Regions from separate parts of the Homo sapiens genome. Here regions 1, 2, 3, 4, 5 and 7 are each linked to region 6. A link is a contact called in ENCODE Hi-C or POLR2A ChIA-PET data. All regions are on one chromosome and are shown on one strand. Each heading gives the region's core, a stretch centred on a gene start or an enhancer-like site at or near the end of the contact. The rest is flanking DNA. Distances are from core to core; before and after follow the strand shown.

Region 1 (3,078 bases), core at 171-2,670, 1.3 Mb after region 6:
CCACGAGGTCAGGAGTTCAAGACCAGCCTGGCCAATATAGTGAAACCCCGTCTCTACTAAAACTGCAAAAAAAAAAAATTAGCCAGGCGTGGTGGCGCATACCTGTAGTCCCAGCTACTCGGGAGGCTGAGGCAGAAAATCGCTTGAACCGGGAGGCAGAGGTTGCAGTGAGCCGAGATCGAGCAACTGCATTCCAGCCTGGGCAAAAAAGCGAGACTCTGTCTCAAAAAAAAAAAAAAAAAAAAAGTACTAATACCTACCACAGATAAAGTGCTTACCATGTGGCAGGCGCCTGCTGAGGGCTTTATTCATTTAACCATCCCCTAATTTTCCCATGGTGGGGAAATATTCCATTTCACGGCTGGGAAACCACAGGAAGGCCGGGGTGTTGCCCATCTGACCCTGCGCGGGTGGTGGCTCCTCTCTGAGCCTCAGCTTCTCCTTTGTGGGATGGGGTGTTTGGTAATCTACGTCCTCCCCACCAGAAGGACCCATCTGTGCCTCAGATTCCTCTCTCCACATGGGGCTTGTCCCGTAAAAAGAGCTCCGGGCCTCAGTGTCCCCTCCACGGGAGCTCCTCCTGCAGGAAAGGAGCTCTGGGCCTCAGTTTCCCCTCCCCACACTGGGGCTTGTCCTAAAGCAAGGGAGCTCTCCAGGCCTCAGTCTCCCTTCCTCACACCGGGGCTCTTCCTGCCGCCAAGGGAGCTCCGGGCCTCAGTCTCCCCTCTTCATGTCGGGGCTCTTCCTGCAGCCAAGAGAGCTCCGAGCCTCAGTTTCCCCTCCTCACACTGGAGCTCTTCCTGCAGTCAACGGAGCCCCGGGCCTCAGTTTCCCCTCGCCACACCGGGGCTCGTCTCTCAGCAAGGGAGCTCCGGGCCTCAGTGTCCCCTCCCTACACTGAAGCTTGTCCTGCAGCAAGGGAACTCCAGGCCTCAGTTTCCCCTTCCTGCCCGAGCCGCGATGGGACGAGGGAGGCGGGGTGCTCACCAGGTAGTAGATGGACAGCACCCCGGCGCCAGGCTCCAGCAGCGCGTCTTTGAGGAGCACCCGCAGTGTGACCGCGCGCCTGGTGAGCGCGCCCCCGGGCCCGCCGCAGCCCCCCGCCCCGGCCCCGCCGCCGCCGCCTCCTCCGCTGACGCTACTGCCGCCGCCGCCACTGCGTCCACCGCCCGCTCCCGCATTCGGCCGCTCAGGGTCCTCGGCCTCCGCTTCGTCCTCGTCCTCCTCCGGCGCCTCCTCGCCCGCACCGCCCGCCGGGGACAGCGGCTCCGGAGCTGCGGACAGCGAGAGGCTGCAGGGAGGCCGCTCGCCCCACGGCTCTGCAGCCCCGCGCCCCTGCAGCCCCGCGCCCCGCGCCTCCGCCCCGCTGGGCCCGCCGTACCTGCCATGGCCGCGCCTCCCCGCGCCCGGAGCTCTAGACTCCGGCTTCCCGGCACGTCACGCGGCCCCGCCCCGGGGAGGGGAGGGGCGCCCCAACCATTGGCCGTCGCCGGGGTCGGGGGAAGGGCTCGGCGCGCTGGGGTGGGCGGAGAAACTGAGGCCTCGGGGATGCCCACGCGGGAGAGAGATCGGGAACTCAGCCCTCTGGGAACATTCGGGAAACTGAGGCGTGACGGGGTGTTGACCGGGAGCTCATTGGTGCGAATGGGGAAACTGAGGCCTCGCTGTCCAGGGATAGAGGTTGCAAGGTGGAAGCCTGGGGCGGGTGCGCGAGTGGCTCAGCCTGCTGCAAGGAGAGGAGAAGGTGAGACCTGCGGTCACCGCACTTGAGGAACTCAGAGGCCTCGGCCTTTAGGACCAGGGGAGAAACTCAGGTCCAGGGGAACAATGCGGACTCCAATAGGGAACAGCCTCGCGCAGACACAGGTGGAGCCAAAGAGCCCAAGCCGGCCTCAGTCGCTAAAGAATTAACTCCCACCCTCCCGGGCGGCCCTCGACTGATTCCATGATTGGACCGTTGCGGAGCCCGCCAGCCAATGATAAGAGTCCCATTTATTTCACCCTCAACCAATCGATAGCAAGCTACTGGATTCCCGCACCAACCAATCCGTGTCAACTATCTGATTACACCAACTCGGATTTGACCAATGGGCAGACGTCCATGTAAACCAATCAGTAGAAACCCTTAGTTATGAGCGCAAACCATCAGAGGCAGGGACTGGACTCACCAGCCAATCAGCTCCGGGTATAAGGCCAGCCGAGTCCGGCCCTCCATACCCTTGGGCGGAGCAGGAGGCAGGGCCGGGCTCGTTGCGCGCCTGATCAGTGCAGCCCCGGCCTTTGTCCCCTACCCTGTTTCTGCAACTACATCCCCGACCCTGTCCTGGGACCTTCGTCCCGGAGCCCAGGCTCTGGGATTTCCCTCAGTCCCTGGCAGGGTTGAAAGTCCGGGATGGGGACTTCCTAAAGCTCCGGGACGCCGTGGGATGGGCTCAAGTGCGGGTGGCTTTGCCCAGACCGCAGTCGGGAAGTGGGAACTGGACAGTAGGGGTGCGGGGGAGGCTCTCCAGGGTGCTCGGGAATGTTCTCAGGAAGAAGACTTGACATAGAGCAAGAGCTGGGTACATGTGAACTATTGTTGTCCAGCCCAGGCACCCTTTAGGGGCCCCACCCTGACTGTCCAGCCAACAACGGGCATCCCCAAGGCCTGCAGACTCAGCATAGCCCAAACCGGCCTCAGTTTATTTCCCCAACTCCTTACGCACTTTCTCTTTGGCTTTTTTTCCGTCCCCTGCCTTCCAAAACCCTGAGCCACACCTCCAGCCTCTTGCACCCAAATCCTGGCCATCGCAGTGAGTCTCAGGCCTCCAAACTCATGCCCCACCCTGTCGGTCTTCCACCATTGCCCCAGAGGGCTCTTTCTAAAATGCACCTATTACCACCTCCCTCCCATATTATTATTTTGTTTTCTTTTCTTTTCTTTTTTCTTTTTTTTTTTTTTTTTTTTTTTTTTTTTTTGAGACGGAGTCTCGCTCTGTCACCCAGGCCGGAGTGTAGTGGCAAGATCTTGGCTCGCTACAACCTCTGCCTACCAGGTTCAAGCGATTCTCCTGCCTCAGCCTCCCAATTAGCTGGGAC
Region 2 (2,875 bases), core at 348-2,847, 1.4 Mb after region 6:
AAAGAGCTGGTATTACACACGTGAGCCATCATGCCCTGCCCTTTGTAGAGGTTAAGCTTTGCTTAGCACTTCTGTTGTTCAGGCAGGAGACCGAGTTCCCCGAGGAGTCCCAACTCCCCAGCAATTCTGTAGAGGGTAAACCAGGACTCTGTTAGCTCAGCCTCCCAATCACGATACTACATCCGTTTCCTACAGAGTCATCTCCCTGGATCTGAATCCTGAGGAGCTGAAACCTGCAGGGCTCAGTTTACTCCTCTGTGAAATGCGCACACTGTCCTCTGTCTCCAAGAGTCTTTGCACGCATTCCTTGAGGCAAGGGGGATAAAGTGCTCTTTGCAGTGTCTGGCACCCAGTAGGTGCTCCAAACACAAAGTGCTTTATTTTCCAGTGGTGCAGTGGAGGTATCTGTCATAATCCATACTCACACTCCCTTTGTATCCCAGGGCTCCTGTTTCCCAGGAGTTCCTACAGCAAGCCTGAGACTGCTCTCCTAGAAAGACCTGCGTGGGGCCGGGCGCGGTGGCTCACGCCTGTAATTCCAGCACTTTGGGAGTATGAGGTGGGTGGAATGCCTGAGATCAAGAGTTCAAAACCACCCTGGGCAACATGGTGAAATCTCATCTCTACTAAAATACAAAAAAAATTAACCAGGCATGGTGGCGGGCGCCTGCAGTCCCAGCTACTCAGGAGGCTGAGGCAGGAGAATCGCTTGAACCCAGGAGGCAGAAGCTGCAGTGAGCCAAGAACGTGCCACTGCACTCCAGCCTGGGAAGCAAGCGCAAAACTCCATCTCAAAAAACCAAAAAACAGAAGTGTGCCAACAGTATAGTTTATACTGAACCTCTGCTTTTCTTCTGGGAGTCTGGAATCTTGGCCACTGTCAGGCAGAGGTTATCTGCATGACCAGACCCCAGTAAAATCTTGGCCACTGTAAGGCAGAGGTTATCTGCATGACCAGACCCCAGTAAAAAAAACAAAACACACACACACACACACACACACACACACACACACACACACACACACACACACACACACACACACACACACACACACACACACACACACACACACACACACACACACACACACACGCGCCACCCCACCCCACCCCACCCAAAGTACACGATTGGTTACAGTCCCCAAGTGGGGCGGGGCTTCTCAGAGCCACGCCCCTCAAGAAGAGGGCAAAACACGGCCGCCAGCATTTAAGGAAGCCCCGCCCCCAGAAAAAAAACCCTATCTGGTGGTGATTGGGTAAAAGCCCAAGCCACGCCCCGCAGGTGACTAACTACACCCCAGCCCAGAAGGGAGACTTAGCGAAGGCCCACCCCCCCGACGGAAGGCGATGGGGAGGAGTCTAGGGAGGAGTCTGGGAAGCCCCATCTCGCGGAAGGCCGCTGGGAAAGAAGGGTTCCAAAGAAGAGATCTCAGGAAGCTCCTCCCTCTCCCGGAGTTCCGGGATGTCCTGCTCCGATTGAAAAGCCCCAGTCGCCCAACACTTACGTTTAATACTTTTCGCTCCGACATCTTTGCCTTCTGATCACCTCGCAAGCACCTGAGAAATGGTTAGGCTGGGTAATTATCGAGCTTTTCCGACGGAAGCCTTACTTCCGCAAACGTCACTTCCTTCGGCCGCTATTATTGGCTGCAGCATACACAGCAGACCTCTTTCATTGGTTCCAATCCCCGCCTATCAAGCTGGAAGTCCCAGCGTCTTCCCTCCGGAGTTGCAACCTGAGTAGCGCGAAATAAGGATTCCGGGAGCCATGTGGAATTGGAGAATTTTGTATAGTGCGCTGCGCCCCCTAGAAGCGGGCAGCGGCTCGTTAAAATTTTGTAACGTGACCTCTTGTTCTTCATTCTTTTATTCAGCAAATATGTATTATGCGCCTGCCTTGTATTCTGGGCTCTGGGAATCCACACATCGTTCCTGGGCCCGCAACTCTCACATGGGGTTGGGGCCACACATAGGGTGACTTAAGAGGACCCTGGACGACTCTTGAGTCACAGACATTGACTTAAAGATCAGGCTCCAAACCAACTTCCTAAACATACGCAGTGTCTCCCAAATGTCCCTCCATTGCCCACCTGTGCCTTCCCCTTAACGAGGACTTCCCATCCCATTCCTTCCCCAGCCTCCTTCCCCAGCCTCCTCCCCACCTTTCATGGACGTTTCCTCTGTGTCAGATTGTTCCAGGAAAGGGGTCCGGATCCAGACCCCAGGAGAGGGTTCTTGGATCTCGTGCAAGAAGGAATTCAGGGCGAGTCCACAGTGCAAAGCAAAAACAAGTTTATTTAGAAAGTAGATGAATAAAAGAATGGCTACTTCACAGACAAAGCAGCCCCAAGGGCTGGTGGTTGCCCATGTTTATGGTGATTTATTGATGATATGCTAAACAAGGGGTGGATTATTCATACCTCCCTTTTTTAGACCATATAGGGTAACTTCTTGATGTTGCTGTGGCAATTGTTTGTTTATTTATTTATCTTTTGAGGAGTCTTGCTCTGTTGCCCAGGCTGACGGGCAGTGGTGCGATCTTGGCTCACTGCAACCTCTGCCTCCAGTGGTGCGATCTTGGCTCACTGCAACCTCCACCTCAGGATTCAAGTGATTCTCCTGTCTCAACCTCCCGAGTAGCTGGGATTACAGGCACGCACCACCACACCTGCCTAATTTTTGTAGTTTTAGTAGAGATGGGGTTTCACCATTTTGGCCAGGCAGGTCTCGAACTCCTGACCTCAGGTGATCTGCTCGCCTCTGCCTCCCAAAGTGCTGGGATTACAGGCATGAGCCACTGCACCTGGCCAAAAATCAACTCCATCTTAAAATTAACAAGGCACATTCGCTGCCAGTCACGAGCCAGGGTCATAA
Region 3 (2,999 bases), core at 64-2,563, 1.6 Mb after region 6:
GGTTCCCGCTGTCAGGTGGTGTTGGTACTAAGAATGCCAGATAATAATAAAACATAATAATGACCCTGGGATTAGGTGTTAGAATGAAGGCACAGTGAGCCCCGGAACAGGGTCACCCACTGGATAAGCGCTCACTAAACGGCAGCTAAAGCAGCTGTCAGTACTCTCTCTGTCTGGAGGAATGAGGAAGGGGAAACTGAGTCCTGGAGCCCTCCCCCCCCCCCCCAGGCGCGCGGTCGCACCAGCCAGCCCTCCCCGGGCCGGGCCAGGACGTTCTCACCACTCGTGCCCTGCTCCCCCTTCCCTGTCCCCCGCCGGACCTCTCCCACGACCGGGGAGGAAGTGGGAGAAACGGACAGGGGAAAAAAAAAAGTCGCGCTGAACCAACGCCTCCCCACTCCCCACCTCCGCCCCTCGCGAGCCATGCAGACCCCCTTGTGCCAAGGAGCGGCCCGCGCGGACCAGGCGTCCAGGGCCCGGTCCCCGTCCCGCCCCGCGGCCCGCAGCCGGGTGGGGGAACTCGCGAAGCCGGGAAAACAACCGCCCTCCCCGCCCCTCGCCAACCCCTTCCCCCGCTGACGCCCCTAGCGCAGCGGGGTGGAGGCGACTCCTTTATATAATCGCGGGAGGGCAGGTTGGTGGTTTCATTTAGGGACCCGGGAGCCCCGCGGACCCGGGCTGTCCTTGGCAAGGCCACCCCCCGGGGTCCCTGGCGCGGCAAGTCCCACTGAGGCCCGGGGAGGCCCAGGGCCTGGCCTTGCGGGGGGATCCCCACCGCCTCACCCCCAACCCACCCCCGGCAGCCCAGGCCGCGCGACCCACACGCCCGCGTCGCTCCTCGCTGTGCGCACCGCGCTCCCCGCCCCCGCTGCCATCCTGCCACGCCCCGGGCGTCGGGGGCACAGCCCGCGCCCCCCCGCACCCCGCCCCTGCGCAGAGGCTGGGGGCCTGTTTATCTGGAGGCCCCCACCCCCCCTCCACCCCGGGGGGCCCGCTCCCCCCGCGCCCCGGGGAGCTCTGGGGCCAGATAAGCTGGCAAGCTGGCACGGCGCCGCGCGGCGGGGCGGAGAGGTCAGAGGCGGGGGGGCGCGCCGGGGCGGGCCGGACCCCCCCCCCCGACTTGACAAAACCTAATAACAGCCCGGTCTCCCCGGCGCAGCGGGCGAAGCCCCACGGGAGGGCAGAGACGTGGCAAGAGGGGACCTGCCGAGCCTGTTCTGGCCTCCGAGGCCAGGCTGGGGGGGGCGGGCTGGGCGTGGGGGGGCCGGCGGCTGCGGCACCTTTAAGACAAGGGAGGACCCCTCTTGCCCTCGGAGAAACCAGGAAGGGAGTCGCGAGCATCATACGGGGCTTTGGCTGTACTGTACAGTTACTGTAGGGGCAGTGACGCCGCCGCCGCCGCGCGAGGGAGCGACCAGGGCAGCGCGACGCGGGCAGAGCGAGCGCCGCGGACCCCGGAGGCGAGCGGCCGAGGGAGCCCAGTCCCAACTTCGGGCCCCGGCCCCGCGCGCCCCGGCCCGGCCCCGCGAGGTAAGTCAGCGCCCGGCGCGGCCCCCGGCACGGGGTGCAGGGCGGGGACGGGCGGGGGTCGCTGCGGCCACCGCTGCCCCCTCGGGAAGGGGAGATCCGGGGAGCCGGGGACGTTCCCCCAAGTTTCAGAGGAAGGGGTGGTTGGCAGCTGCCCGGAGGCTGGAGGCGCCCTGGATCCCGAGCGCGGGGAGGGGGCGCCGCCCGGGAAGGGGGGATTGGGGGCTAAGTGCATGAGCTTGTGCGCCAGCCCCCCCCAACCCGGGTGCATGGCTTTTCGGGGCTCCCAGGCGCGCGGGGAGCGGGGGAGGGGAAGCAGGGCTGCATTGAGGGTGGGGGGAGCCGGCGTGGGGAGATAGGGGGGCGCGTCGCCTGCTAAGTTTCCAGCTGAAGACGAGGGGCGCTCTCGCCCCCCGGGGGCCTATTCGGTGCTGCGTGCATACGTTGGAGTTGGCCAGGATTGAGCTCCATGGGGGATGGGGGGGAGGGGGCTGAAAAAACAGGGAGGGGGGCTTCGGAAAGGAGGGGGAAGGGGTGGGGTGTCCGGGTGGGCGGGCAGGGCCGCAGGGACCTCTGGGCTTCGTAGTCCCTCCGCCGTTTGCAGCCGGCAGGTGGCAAGCGGCTTGGACTACAAGTCCCAGGGTGCCCCGCGCCGACAGCCCGCCGCGGCCTGCGGGTAGGGGCGGTGCGGAGGAGGGGCGGTGAGCGGCGGGCCGGAGAGCCAATGGGCGCGGGCCGATCGCGCGGCGCGGCGCGGGGGCGGGGCCAGCCCGCCAGGGGGCGGGGCCTGGAGCCGGGCTCCCCTCGCCGGGGGCCGGTGGCGGTCCCGGCTTCCGGCTGCGCGGCCCGCGGGCCGGCCCCCTCCCCGCCCCGGGGCCCCTCCCCGCCTGGTTGTGTAACCGTCCCCAGCCCCCCTCCCCTCGGCCCCCCGCCCGTGGGGGGGGGGTCACCCTCCCCGCGCTCCCCGGGGAGGGCGGCGGCCCGGGCGGCCGCGCGGTGCAGGCGAGCCCGGGGATGCGCGGCCTAGCGCAGGCCGGGCCCGGGCGTGGGGGAGGCGGGCGGGCGGACCCAGATCCGGGGTAATTTGCATCGCCCTCCCCCCAGCCCGGGTGGGGATTGGCCGCCGGCGGCGGGGGGTGGCGCGGGGCCAGGCTCACTGCCGCCTCCCGGCCCCTCGGAGGGAGCCAGCCCAGCCGCAGCCGCCGCCACCGCCGCCGCCGGGGCCGGGCCCCCTCGCCGCTGCCCCGGGAAGGAGGTAGGAGCCCCCCGCGCGGGCGAGGCGGCGGGGGACCGCGGGCCGGGCGGGGGCCGCGCGCTGCGGCCGGGGCGGGGGAGGGGGCCGCTTCCTGCCCCCGCCCGGGCCTGACTCAGCCCCGGGTGGGGGGCCTGGCCTGGCCCCTCGCCCTGCCCGGACGGCCGTCCGGCTCCGACCCGCGGGAGGGGGCGGAGAGAGCACCCCAGTCCCCGCCGTC
Region 4 (2,734 bases), core at 187-2,686, 1.3 Mb after region 6:
GCCAATGCAGGTGGATTACCTGAGGTCAGAAGTTCGAGACCAGCCTGCCCAACATGGTGAAACCCCGTCTCTACTAAAAAATACAAAAATTAGCCAGGCATGGTGGTGCAGGCCTGTAATCCCAGCTACTTGGGAGGCTGAGGCAGAAGAATCGCTTGAACCAGAGAGGCAGAGGTTGGGCAACAGAGCAAGACTCAGTCTCAAAATAAATAAATAAATAAAGTTAAACATCCTGACTTAAAACATCACAGCTCCACGACAGTACCAACTTTATATTAATTTTATGTCTCCGGGAAATCCCACAGGCTAGAAGGAACTACAGCCATGATTTTCAGCCAAGGCGGAATCTGCCCCATAGGGGACACAGGGCAATGGTATTTCTGGCTGTTACTAAGGCATGGTGAGAGGGGCTGCTACTGGCCTGCAAAAGGCGGAGGCCAGGGATGATGCTTAACACCCTGCAGTGCCGTGCCCAGGACGGCAACAAATATCAACACTGCTGAGGCTGAGAAACTGGACTGGCGTCCATTCTAGCCCTTCATTCGTTCACGTTATTTACTGAGCACCTACTATGTGCCAAAGCGTAATGCCAAGTGCTGCCAAAGCGTTATGTAATGCAGAGTCCAGCAAGGGAGAGGGACAGTCTGGTCTTCCTTGGTTCACCCTCCCACGTTTCAGGAGGCCTGTGGTGGGCTCCAAAGACCCCATTCCAAGGCACACGGAGGAGGAAGTCACGGTGCATATCAGGAAGGAGCAAGAACTCGGGAGTCCCACCCTCCTGGCCATCTCTACCATCTGGGCCTCTTCTTACCCGGGCTTACCCCGACCCTCAGCGGCATCGGTACTGGTCCCCGAGCCCGTGCGACCTTGGGCCTCAGTTTCCCCACCCGCTGCAAGGTCCAACATGGTCAAGGGACACAAACGCATCCAGTAACCTGCAGGGCAAGCCCTTTCGCTTCCCTGGGCCTCAGTTTCCCCTCTCGGCCCCTCCGACCCACCGCCCCAGAGAGTCCTGGAGGGACGAACTGACGCAAAAGCGCCGGAAACAAACAATATGGTCGCGGCTACAACAATAACGTCAACAAGGGTGCCCTTGGGGACGCCAGGCCCTCGCTGGGGATGAGAAGGCCCCAGGGGGTGAACGCCCGGCCCGCAGGACCAGGCTTGGCGCCCGGAGGCCCGTCCGCCTCCCATCGCCGCCTCGGCCCGTCCAGGCCGCGCGCCGCGCCCCCCCTTCCCCTCGGCGCGGGCCCGAACCGACCTGTGGCGGCTCCCCTGGCGCCGGGCGCCCCGCACTCCAGCTCCTCCAGCATCGCCCCGGCGGCAGCTCGACCTCCTCTCAGGCGGCGGAGGCGCGGGCTCCCCTCAGGCGGCCGCTGCTCTTCGCCCTCCCGCCCGCGCCGCTGCTGCCGCCGCGGCCGCCGCGCTCGTATTTGGCGGGAACCGCGGCGACCCCCGCAGTCCGCGCGCCAATTGGGCGAGCCCGGGTCACGTGACGGCCCGCCTCGGGAATTGAGGGGCGCCGGGGGCATCCTCGCGAGATCCGTGACTTCCATTCCTCCCAGGGCTCGCCCATTGACATATCCGCGAGGGACTGGGCTTCCCCTCGGAGGCCTGTCATTGGCTGGGAGGAGCTGCCCTGCGATTGGAGGAAGGAGGTGTCAAGCTCATTGCTCTGCGCTGCGACTGGCTGATCGCGTGGGATAGTCCCTAAGAGGAGGGAGGCCCAGGCTCTTACGTCACCAGAACATTTTACGCAAGGCGCAGATGACAACTTGAAAGTGGGATTTAGATGAGGAACCTGGAGTTTTGAGTTTATCCTAATGGGACATCGGCTAAATATAGCAACAGCAATTAAAATTATAAATTGCTTTCTACAAGAACAATAAAACGAAGTCTGGGGAGCGCTTCGGAAGTATTTGACATTCAGTAAATAACATGTAGAATGAGTGAACGAAATGGACGAAATGGATCGTTTCTGGTTTAATCCTCAGGAAATTGGCACATGCTGTTTTCTCTGCCTAGAACAATCTTTTCGCAGCTCTTTTCCTGGCTAATTTATACTTTTCAGATCTTAGATCGTCACCCCAGGAAGCCTTTTCTTCCCCAACCCTGACAATATCAAGTGCCTACAACACTGTTCTTTTCCTTAAAGCAATTACAGCTGTGTCTATTTATTAGTTTGTTATTTGACTAATGAATTAATTTCTGCCTTTTGTCATTAGTTCTGGCGAGGGTAGGACTCATTCCTCACTGGAACCCCAGGACCTGTTAGTAACTGATCATATTTACCAGGTCAATAAATGTTTGAGTGAATGTATAAATATTTGATTGAACTGTGTAGATCAAGCAGATTAAAAGCCTCACACAAAACAGAGAACTTCAGTGTCAGCCTGTGAGTGTAGAAACAGGTTTTCTTTCTTTCTTTCTTCCTTCCTTCCTTCCTTCCTTCCTTCCTTCCTTCCTTTCTTTCTTTCTTTTTTCTTGAGACGGAGTCCCTAGTAGCTGGGACCACAGGCGCCCGCCACCACGTCCGGCTAATTTTTTCTATTTTTTAGTAGAGACAGGGTTTCACCGTGTTAGCCAGGATGGTCTCAATCTCCTGACCTCGTGATCCGCCCACCTAGGCCTCCCAAAGTGCTGGGATTACAGGCGTGAGCCACCGCCCCTGGCCCTGAATTGCATTCTAGAAGCATCTTTCTGGCTGCCATGACAAGGAAGAATTGGAGGGGAG
Region 5 (2,911 bases), core at 92-2,591, 1.7 Mb after region 6:
CCTCAGCTCTAGGTAGGCACCTACAAGAAGGTACATCCCCTGGAATGGGGATACTCTGAGCTCAATCCCAGGATGATTAAAAGTGGTTCCAAGCTAGGAGATGGTATCTATGGGACATGGGACCTGGACAGGACCCAAAGTATAATAGAGCAGCAGCAACAGTTGTTCTAAAGAGGCCAGCCTTGGACCCAGTGGGGACCCTCCAGAGATCAACAAAAGAGAATAGGCAGAAAGAGAGGGGACCTTAGAAACCAAAGTTGGGGTGCATAAAAGTTCTGGGGGCTGTGTAGGGGGAGGGTGGGTGTCTGACCTAAGAAGTAGACTCGCTCAAGAGCAGAAAATAGGAGAAGCAGCCAAGGTTTGAGGACAGTATCTGATGCTGCACAGGTGAGGTTTAGAGCCCCCTGAAGCAGAATCAGTAGCCTCAGATTCTGTCCCGAGAGGAACGAGGTAGGACCAAAGCACAGTCCAGGATTTAAGATTAAAAAAAGGAGAATAAAGAAGGTCTGTGACCAAGAAGAGTGGTCCGAACTCCATCCTATGGGGAGGGAAAGGGAGGGCCCAGCCTTCCCCCAAGCGCCCACTCCGGCGTGTGAGAGACGGTGTCGGGAAGGGGGCGGGGTTCTGGGACCAATGCAGGAGCTGAAGAGGGGCTCAAGACCGAGCCTGAACTCCAGACCCCAAGAGGACGTGCCGTGTCTTGGGGGTGGTCTCAGGGCCCTGACTCCTCCACCTGGACGGTGGCAGGACACTATCCAGGACTCGGGGGACCCTTCCGAGCAGGAGACTCGCAAACCCCAGCCTGGCCTGTTGGGCGGGGACGAGACCCAGATAGCAGTCCTGGGAGCCCTGTGGGCGGGGAGGCGCAGACACTCCCCCCAACACACCAGCCAAAAAGCAAGGACCCCGGCTCGGAACCAAGAGGGCAACGAGTAGCTCAACACGTCCCGCATCCCGGCGGGACGGTGCCTCAACCGGGAGGCGCGGCCCTGGCCTGGCGCTCAGGGACCGGGACCCTAAGGGCTCGGGCTGGGTGGGGGGACCCTGCCTGAAGCCGGGGGAGCGACCCCCGGCGCGAAGACCTGGGTGAGGCAGGAGGGCCCCGCCCCCGGCCTCCCCGCCCCCCGCCCTCACCCTGAGACCGGGGGTCGGGGTCTGGGGGCCGGGACGGCGAGCCGCGGGCCGGCCGCGCTGTGGGGCCCCGGACAGAAGGCGCAGACCTCGACCTGCGGCCCGGCCCCCGCCCTCTCGCCCACTTGCCCCGGCCGGCGCCGCCACCGCTCACTCACTTTGGCCTCCACCAGCTCCGCCGCCATCTTGGTCACCAGCGTCCCCCGCGCCGGGAGCCCCCAGCCGTCGCGTCACGTGACCGCTCACCACTCGCGGGCGGGGCCGCCGCCCGGGCCAATTAGCACCCGCGCGCGCTCCTCCCGCCGCCGGTGCGCGCTGCTGCCTCCTGCGCAGGCGCGCGCGGCCACCGCCCGGGCCTCCGGCCAATCAGGTCCGTCCTACACCAGCGCCCCCCCCCCCGCTCGCGGCGACCACGCCTACCCCGGCGGCGCCTGACTCCTTAAAGTGGTACTAGCCCTGCGCAGGTGGGGACGGGTGCTCGGTTTCCTCTAGGGAGGGAAGGCGAGAGGGGGCGGTGGCAGCGACAACAATGCAGCTAGGTGCCGTGGCTTCCTGCGCGCGGCGGCCGCCAGGTGCGTCTCCAGACTCCCGGCGGCGTCGGGCAGGGGATGGTTGCTCCGCCGCAACGGCCGCCAGTGCGTACAGTGAGGCGCCTTGCAGCGCAGCGCGGTGCAGGCTCCACGGGCCCAGACACCCCGCGCGCTGCACATCCGGGTCCTGGTGTGCAGATGGGGCGTGGGCTCGGCAACCAGCTGGCTGGGGGCGCCCGGCGGAGAAAAGCGGGACCCCTGCTCCCAAATTCCTTGGAGATCGTACAGCCCTCACCTCTTTGCAGGCGCCCCCCCCATCCTGCCTCCCCACCCATGGGAAACCTTGGATCTGCACCAGTTGGGACCTCTTCTCCAAAGCGCTCCTTGGCTTTGGAGCTAAGTGGCTTCGTGCCCGTAGAAGTGGATTTCAAACTTCAATAATCAAGTATTTTAGTGCAATTTATTTTTTATTTTTATTTTTGTAGAGACGAGGATCTCATTATGTTATCCAGGGTGGTCTCGAATGTCTGGGCTTAAATGATCCTTCTGTCTGGGCCTCCCACAGTGCTGGGATTACAGGCGCGAGTCACCACACCTGGCTAGTCCAACACTTTAAACATAAAAAAATCAGTGCAAAAGAGTCCATGATGGATGAAATACCAAATTGTTATTTATTTATTTATTTTCGAGACGGAGTTTTACTCTTGTTGCCCAGGCTGGAGTGCAATGGCGCGATCTCAGCTCACTGCAACCTCCATCTCCCGGGTTCAAGGGATTCTCCTGCCTCAGCCTCCCAAGTAGGTGGGATTACAGGCGACTGCCACCACGCCCAGCTAATTTTTTTTTTGGCCAGGCTTTTCTGCAACCCCTGACCTCAAGTGATCTGCCCGCTTCAACCTCCCAAAGTACTAGGATTACAGGCATGAGCCATCATGCCCAGCCTTTTTTTTTTTTTTTTTTGAGAGCCTTGCTGTGTTGCCCAGGCTGGAGTGCAATGGAGCGATCTCCACTCACTGCAACCTCTGCCTCCTGGGTTCAAGCGATTCCCCTGCCTCAGCCTCCCGAGTAGCTGGGATTACAGGTATGCACCACCATACCCAGCTAATTTTTTTTTTTTTAGACGGAGTCTTGCTTTGTCACCAGGCTGGAGTGCAGTGGCGCCAGGCTGGAGTGCAGTGGCGCAATTTCGGCTCAGTGCATCCTCTGCCTCCCGGGTTCAAGTGATTCTCCTGCCTCAGCCTCCCGAGTAG
Region 6 (3,108 bases), core at 347-2,846:
CCTTCTCTCCCACGGCCCCATCTATGAATCGTTCAGTTCTCAAAATAATGAACTCCTCACCTTTCCCAGACACACCAGGCATGCCCACAGCAAGAAACGAGCTTCCACCTTTTCCCCTTCCAGGGACAGCCCATGAAGCTCCTCTGCTCATCCCTCTTTCCACCCCCAGCTCTACACTGACTGCAGCAGCCCGGCAGGGGGAAGTGGGACCAGATGGACTGACGGGTGGACGGATGGGTGGATGGATGAATGGATAGATGGACAGATGCATGTATGGATGCATAGATAGAAGGATGGATGGGTGGATGGCCAGATGAATAGATGGATGGGTGGATGGATGGATGATGGACGGAGAGATGTATGGGTGGATAGATGGATGAGTGGATGGATGTATGAATGGATAAATGGGAACACATAAATGGATGGATGGATGGATGGATGGATGGACGGACGGATGCATGGATGGATGGATGGATGGATGGATGGATGGACGGATAGATGAGTGGGTGGCCAGATAAATAGATGGATGGGTGGACAGATGGATGAGTGGAAGGATGGGGGGAGCAGATGGATGAATGGATGGGCGGACAGATGGATGAACGGAAGTGTGGATGGATAGATGGAAGGATAGATGGGTGGATGGCCAGATGGATAGACGGGTGGGGGACAGATGGATGGATGGGCAGATGAACGGTTGAAGCAGCCCGGCCGAAATGCGGGAGAAATGGGGGGAAGCCCTGCAGAACGCATCGGCCCCTTCTTGACCTCGGCGGGCCTTAGCTTCCCCTCTGAACAAAGCGGGCGTGTGACCCTCTGCGCACCCCTAAACCGTGCACTCACCCGCTCAGGCCTCAGTTTCCCCCACTGTCCAGCGGGGGTGGGGTCCCGGGCTGGGAGCCACGCGAACGCCCCCACGGTCCTCTCTTCTCGGCCGCCTCCTGCCGGGTCCCCGACCGCACCCCCTCCCGTAGGGCACGGGTCACGTGACTCGAAGCCCACCTCCTCCCGGGGAGGGGCCGGGCCTCGGGGACCCAGCGCCGGAGCGTCGCCGGGCAACAGTGCCCGCCTGGTCTTCGCCTCCCAGCAGGGGCCCGGCCCCGCCCACTGGGCGGACGCCCCGCCTCCGAATCGATCACGTGAGGGGGCCGCAGCGCTCGAACAATCCCGCCCTCTCGTTGCCGTGACAACCGCCTTGTAGGCACACTCTTCTTAAATCCGGGCCCTTGGTCCCCCGCGCGGGCGCGGGTGGATCTCTCGGGCTCTGACTTGTTTTCGGGTCACCTTCAGGCTTCAGCCAGGCACCTGACGCCTCTTTCCCCTCACGGTGCCAGGGCCGGGCCGAACTACATTTCCCAGGAGGCTCCGCGGCCAGGTGCAAACAGCGCCGTGCTGACTACATTTCCCAGACAGCCTTGCGGCGGCCCGGGCCTTAAAGCGTCCATTTCCCAGCGGCCCTCCGCTGCGAGACCGCAGCCCTTCTCTGGAGTCTCAGAGCCGCAAGACACCACGACTCCCAGAGGACCTTGCGTCGGGCAAGAAAGACTACACCTTCCAGAGGCCTCTGCGGCGCCGCGACAGGAAGCGGCGGGCGAGCCGAGTGTCCTTGCGCGTGGATCCGAGCGACCATGGTGGCCCGGGTGTGGTCGCTGATGAGGTGCGTGGGGGCGCCGGAGGGGACCCGAGTCCCCGAAAAAGTCCATTTTTGTGGGCATCCCTGTCTCCAGTCTGGTCCCGATCTGCTCTTCGCTTCCCTTAGAGTCACTTCCCCTTCGTTCCCCGCCTATGGGCCAGATAGGGAAACTGAGGCTTCAGAGGGGCGGGGCTTCCCGAGGTCGCCAATCCCCTCCCTCCTGCTTCCCAGCGAGCCCTTGGCGTTCAGTTCGCGGTGTCAGCCTCCGCCTCCGAGCCTCAGTTGTCTTCTCTGTGAGGTGGGAATGCCGGTGAATCCTGCCGCTGGCGTGGATGAGAAGTGAATGCGTGCTCGGAGCTGCGAGTGACAGCGGGCAGGAGGCGCCCAGGGACACTTGGTTTCTCCAGGGCTGGAAGGCTTCTAGAAGGTCAAGATCTTACGTCTTCACTGCCCCTGCTCACTGTGGGACTTTGAGTGACCCACTCTCCCCCTCTGGGTTTCAGTTCATCAGTTCAAGTGGCGTCCAGCCGCCCTGCCTTGCACGTTGTAAAACGAGTGCTGTATATAATAGGGGTCTGGGTCGACGGTGCTGCACTACAGAGTGTCACCCTGTGGACGGTGAGCCCTCAGGAGGGTCTCACTCTCCCCGTGGGCCTTGGCCCCTGAGGGTGGCTGTCAGTGTCCGCTGAGCTTCTGCTCCTCCCGTCCCTGCCCGCAGGTTCCTCATCAAGGGAAGTGTGGCTGGGGGCGCCGTCTACCTGGTGTACGACCAGGAGCTGCTGGGGCCCAGCGACAAGAGCCAGGCAGCCCTACAGAAGGCTGGGGAGGTGGTCCCCCCCGCCATGTACCAGTTCAGCCAGTACGTGTGTCAGCAGACAGGCCTGCAGATACCCCAGGTACTACGGGCCGGGAACGAGGCCAGGGTTTGGCGGGTGGTCAGCTCTGGGAGGTCCCTCCAGCCCTGCACGATGTTGTCCTCCATATTGATGCTGACCTGATTCTCCGGCCTGTCCTCCTCCCTCCGCCTCTGGGGATGGGCTGCTGAGCCTTTTCACCAGTTCTTTCTGCCCATCTCTTTTTCCCAGCTCCCAGCCCCTCCAAAGATTTACTTTCCCATCCGTGACTCCTGGAATGCAGGTAAGGCACCCAGTTTCTTTGCTTGGAGGGAGACACCCCAGTCTAGCCCCTCTCCCCACTTCCTGGCCATTCCTTTCTGTCCATCCTCCTTCCTGCCCGACACGTGTCTCTTAGGGATCTAAAAGGGAAAGGAGGCCGAGCACAGTGGCTCACGCCTGTAATCCCAGCACTTTGGGAGGCTGAGGTGGGCGGATCATCTGAAGTCAGGAGTTCGAGACCAGCCTGGGCAACATGGTGAAACCCCATCTCTACTAAAAATACAAAAATTAACCGTGCGTGGTGGTGCACACCTGTAATCCCAGCTGCTGCTTGAGAGGCTGAAGCAGGAGAATTGCTTGAAC
Region 7 (2,786 bases), core at 247-2,746, 1.7 Mb after region 6:
GCTAAAAACTCATGCCCCAAATGGCGCATGCGCTTGACTTGCAACTTAACTAAACGCGTCACAGGTACAGGTGTAGGTGGTTAGGGACCCCGGGCGCTCCCATCTGCTCCCTGCCGCGCCCTCTGCCTTTCAGAGCCTCAATCCTTTCGGAAGATACTTTTCAGTTTTCCACTGGGTTAAATGGTGATAGGAAGAGCAATCATCCGTTAAATGAAACCCAAGGTTGAGACAGCGCTTTGTAAAGCAAAGTGCCCGAAGCATTCGTGAGGGGGAGGAGTGTACAGGTTTATTTTAGAGTCCAGGCTGGAATTTGCATTGCTTTTTGTGGATCCACACCTCCCCCTCTCCCAGCCCAGGAAAAGCACTGCAGTGGCTCTCCTGTTTCACAAAGTGAGTTTAAGGAAAGATGTACCGCAGGGGGTTCATTTGCACTGTGAGAACATCATTCATGCAAGAAATGCTGAGTACCTACTATGTGCTAAACAGCGGGTTGGGCTTTTCATAAGGGATAGAGTTACACAATTGAATGCCAATTCATGAGATATGAAATACATTCAACTGTTTCTTAGGGTCAGATTAGGACACAAATGCTAAACAGTCTTCCTGCGCCTCCCCCTGGAGAGGAAATGAAATAGAAAATGAAATTGTGCCAGTAAACCGCTTAGCCGGGTGCCTGGGACATGGCAAACCAGTCCTGAAATAAATAACTGTTTTATTAATAGCAATCTTAGCTAATTAAAATAGATAGCGTTTATTGAGCGTTGGGTATCAGGCACGGTCCTAATTCTTTTAGATGTCTTTAGTTCGTTTCACTCTCCCCCAAACAATAGGGTGGTATTGATCACCTCCGAGCAGGTGAAATTGAGGCACAGAGAAATCCTAGTAGCTGGTAGAAGAACACGCAGTGTGGTCAAGCTAGCAAGGTGTTTGGTCCACTGCTATATCTACAAAACCCCTAACAATGCCTGGTGTATAGATGCTCAGTATGCATTTGTGGGATCAGTGATTCCGATGCCTGCTTCTTATAAAGTTTTTATTTAGAAATAATTACAGGTAAGGAGTTGCAAAAACAGTATAGTGGTCGCGAGTGTCCTTTTTCCCTCGGCTTCTCCCAGGGGTATCGTCTTACGTAACAATGTCCAAACAGGGAAATTGACTTGGGTATAATCCACAGACTCTATTCACCTTGTAAATTGGTTTTAATAGAAGTACTGGACAACTTGTAAGCTAATATCGTTGCTATGGTTCTCGTTCTCAGCTAAAACGGCGCTCTTTACTTTGTGCACCTGAACACTGCACACCGAGGGCGACCACCGCCCCCGAGATGCCCAGCTTCTATTCTAGAGCGCCGCGCCGGCGCCGAATGGGTTAACGGGCGGGGGGACACGCCTCCGTGCGCTTGCGCGGCGTCCCTTCGCCCCGCCTTCGCAGCGCAGTCACATGACCCGCCCAACCGGCGTCCGCCTATAAAAAGCTGAGTGTTGACGTCAGCGTTCTCTTCCGCCGTCGTCGCCGCCATCCTCGGCGCGACTCGCTTCTTTCGGTTCTACCTGGGAGAATCCACCGCCATCCGCCACCATGGTGAGTAACCCTGCCTCGCTGGTGCCCCGGAGCGGCGGCGGGGCCTCCGCGGGGCCTACGCTGCCTAGCCTGGGACGCTGGGGCCCCCCGTGCCAGGAGGAGACGTAGCGGCGGCGGGGCCGGAGGACCCGGGGCTGGGGAAGCGGCCGCCGCCATGTCTGTGCGCCGCGCTGTTCACCGAGCCCTTTCTCCGTTTCCGAGGGCGCCATAACCTTGCCCAGACCTGGTTGGAGCTGGGTTGTTAGCGGGGATGGGGGTGGGGAATGATGATGTGGCAGGCGTAGTAATGGCGGGCACCGCGGTGGAAGCGGGGAGACAGGGAGGCGCCTTATGTAACCCGCGGGCCGCGAGTTTGAGATCGATTTTCTGCCGGGGGACTAGGGGCGGCAGGGAATGGCAGAACGAGCAAAGCGACACCTGAAAGGCTCCCCTTTTCCTTCCAAATACCTTCTCCTGATGCTGTTAATCGTCGACCTTAGGCACTTGTCCTTCCTATGACTCCCAGATGTACAAAGACTCTTATTGAGACACGAGGTGTAGGCTTGTGGCAGTTAGGGCCGTTCCGGCTCCCCGTTATTTCCTGGGGTGGGTGGCCTTGTCTGATCCCGTTTGCCAAGGGGTGACCTTGCATTTTATGATGAAGCTTCTTGCTCGGGGAAGTTTGGGTGGCCCGGTGACAACGTGGAGGGGGCTTTAGGAGAGGATTCATCCCTTACGTGTTTGGCCCCAAATGAGACTTTAGTATTTGTACCTGGTATCAAGGAAATCTGTTGACACTCAGTTTTATTCCTGAGCACTTTTATTTCTGGGTTGTCAATCATGAATGACACCTATTAACGGTGGTTCCTTGGAGATTGCGGGGTGGCTCTTAAGGGGTGTTAGGCTGGCAAGATTCGGTGGGCTTGGGGCACCCCAGCACCAACCCCCTCCTGGCCTTGGGCATGCTGGTTCGTTTGGACTGAACGCTCCGTGCCATGCTGTGTTCCTGGAAATCACGAGCTGGTCTGAGCCTCCTTGTCTTGCCCAGGTGAACTTCACGGTAGACCAGATCCGCGCCATCATGGACAAGAAGGCCAACATCCGCAACATGTCTGTCATCGCCCACGTGGACCATGGCAAGTCCACGCTGACAGACTCCCTGGTGTGCAAGGCGGGCATCATCGCCTCGGCCCGGGCCGGGGAGACACGCTTCACTGATACCCGGA

What was found. Hi-C counts contacts between places; a loop is a spot of excess contacts on that map. ChIA-PET counts read pairs that join two places held with the same protein, here RNA polymerase II (POLR2A). Pooled maps may share reads with other maps.
Region 1: a map of naive thymus-derived CD4-positive, alpha-beta T cell shows a loop between it and region 6 (12-fold over the local background). The contact joins the promoter of MPND here to the promoter of MICOS13 in region 6. A Hi-C loop is called at or near these places in 1 of 168 maps with a recorded cell type or tissue (naive thymus-derived CD4-positive, alpha-beta T cell), 2 of 37 single-sample maps with no recorded cell type and 8 of 50 pooled maps. POLR2A ChIA-PET finds 5 or more read pairs at or near these places in 2 of 52 experiments (CD8-positive, alpha-beta T cell and HEK293).
Region 2: a map of GM12878 shows a loop between it and region 6 (3-fold over the local background). The contact joins the promoter of YJU2 here to the promoter of MICOS13 in region 6. A Hi-C loop is called at or near these places in 2 of 168 maps with a recorded cell type or tissue (GM12878 and naive thymus-derived CD4-positive, alpha-beta T cell), 3 of 37 single-sample maps with no recorded cell type and 13 of 50 pooled maps. POLR2A ChIA-PET finds 5 or more read pairs at or near these places in 2 of 52 experiments (B cell and PC-9).
Region 3: a loop to region 6 is called in a pooled map, with 9 times the contacts of the local background. The contact joins the promoter of ZBTB7A here to the promoter of MICOS13 in region 6. A Hi-C loop is called at or near these places in 1 of 168 maps with a recorded cell type or tissue (lower leg skin) and 6 of 50 pooled maps. POLR2A ChIA-PET finds 5 or more read pairs at or near these places in 1 of 52 experiments (naive thymus-derived CD8-positive, alpha-beta T cell).
Region 4: a loop to region 6 is called in a map of CD8-positive, alpha-beta T cell, with 16 times the contacts of the local background. The contact joins the promoter of CHAF1A here to the promoter of MICOS13 in region 6. A Hi-C loop is called at or near these places in 1 of 168 maps with a recorded cell type or tissue (CD8-positive, alpha-beta T cell), 6 of 37 single-sample maps with no recorded cell type and 10 of 50 pooled maps. POLR2A ChIA-PET finds 5 or more read pairs at or near these places in 1 of 52 experiments (Caco-2).
Region 5: a loop to region 6 is called in a map of mesothelial cell of epicardium, with 32 times the contacts of the local background. The contact joins the promoter of PIAS4 here to the promoter of MICOS13 in region 6. A Hi-C loop is called at or near these places in 1 of 168 maps with a recorded cell type or tissue (mesothelial cell of epicardium), 1 of 37 single-sample maps with no recorded cell type and 5 of 50 pooled maps. POLR2A ChIA-PET finds 5 or more read pairs at or near these places in 1 of 52 experiments (A673).
Region 7: a loop to region 6 is called in a pooled map, with 10 times the contacts of the local background. The contact joins the promoter of EEF2 here to the promoter of MICOS13 in region 6. A Hi-C loop is called at or near these places in 1 of 37 single-sample maps with no recorded cell type and 7 of 50 pooled maps. POLR2A ChIA-PET finds 5 or more read pairs at or near these places in 1 of 52 experiments (A673).

The regions. Positions count from the first base shown.
Region 1 is chr19:4,341,904-4,344,981 of GRCh38, reverse strand. It overlaps MPND (MPN domain containing), which reads right to left and starts at 1,420. Exons shown (of 13, transcript NM_001300862.2): 1 at 1,382-1,420; 2 at 988-1,274. The coding sequence starts at 1,388. RefSeq lists a silencer at 1,279-1,568 and enhancers at 1,637-2,368, 2,389-2,508.
Region 2 is chr19:4,245,802-4,248,676 of GRCh38, reverse strand. It overlaps YJU2 (YJU2 splicing factor homolog), which reads right to left and starts at 1,597. Exons shown (of 8, transcript NM_018074.6): 1 at 1,507-1,597. The coding sequence starts at 1,530. RefSeq lists enhancers at 1,438-1,527, 1,868-2,007, 1,766-2,537.
Region 3 is chr19:4,065,213-4,068,211 of GRCh38, reverse strand. It overlaps ZBTB7A (zinc finger and BTB domain containing 7A), which reads left to right and starts at 1,313. Exons shown (of 3, transcript NM_015898.4): 1 at 1,313-1,530. RefSeq lists silencers at 463-792, 853-962, 1,173-1,232, 1,273-1,322, 1,333-1,532 and 2 more.
Region 4 is chr19:4,401,342-4,404,075 of GRCh38, reverse strand. It overlaps CHAF1A (chromatin assembly factor 1 subunit A), which reads right to left and starts at 1,436. Exons shown (of 15, transcript NM_005483.3): 1 at 1,262-1,436. The coding sequence starts at 1,313. RefSeq lists enhancers at 283-978, 979-1,676 and a silencer at 1,189-1,468.
Region 5 is chr19:4,006,166-4,009,076 of GRCh38, reverse strand. PIAS4 (protein inhibitor of activated STAT 4) reads right to left here and starts at 1,341. Exons shown (of 11, transcript NM_015897.4): 1 at 1,290-1,341. The coding sequence starts at 1,316. RefSeq lists silencers at 1,188-1,247, 1,278-1,577 and enhancers at 533-1,423, 1,778-1,907, 1,424-2,315.
Region 6 is chr19:5,679,004-5,682,111 of GRCh38, reverse strand. MICOS13 (mitochondrial contact site and cristae organizing system subunit 13) reads left to right here and starts at 1,596. Exons shown (of 4, transcript NM_205767.3): 1 at 1,596-1,654; 2 at 2,349-2,526; 3 at 2,716-2,767. The coding sequence starts at 1,626. HSD11B1L (hydroxysteroid 11-beta dehydrogenase 1 like) reads right to left here and starts at 1,085. Exons shown (of 8, transcript NM_198706.3): 1 at 841-1,085. RefSeq lists a silencer at 908-1,117 and enhancers at 1,168-1,637, 1,648-1,747, 1,768-1,847, 1,878-1,987, 2,368-2,507.
Region 7 is chr19:3,984,173-3,986,958 of GRCh38, reverse strand. EEF2 (eukaryotic translation elongation factor 2) reads left to right here and starts at 1,496. Exons shown (of 15, transcript NM_001961.4): 1 at 1,496-1,581; 2 at 2,609-2,786. The coding sequence starts at 1,579. RefSeq lists enhancers at 1,261-1,310, 2,566-2,785, 2,079-2,786 and a silencer at 1,591-1,700.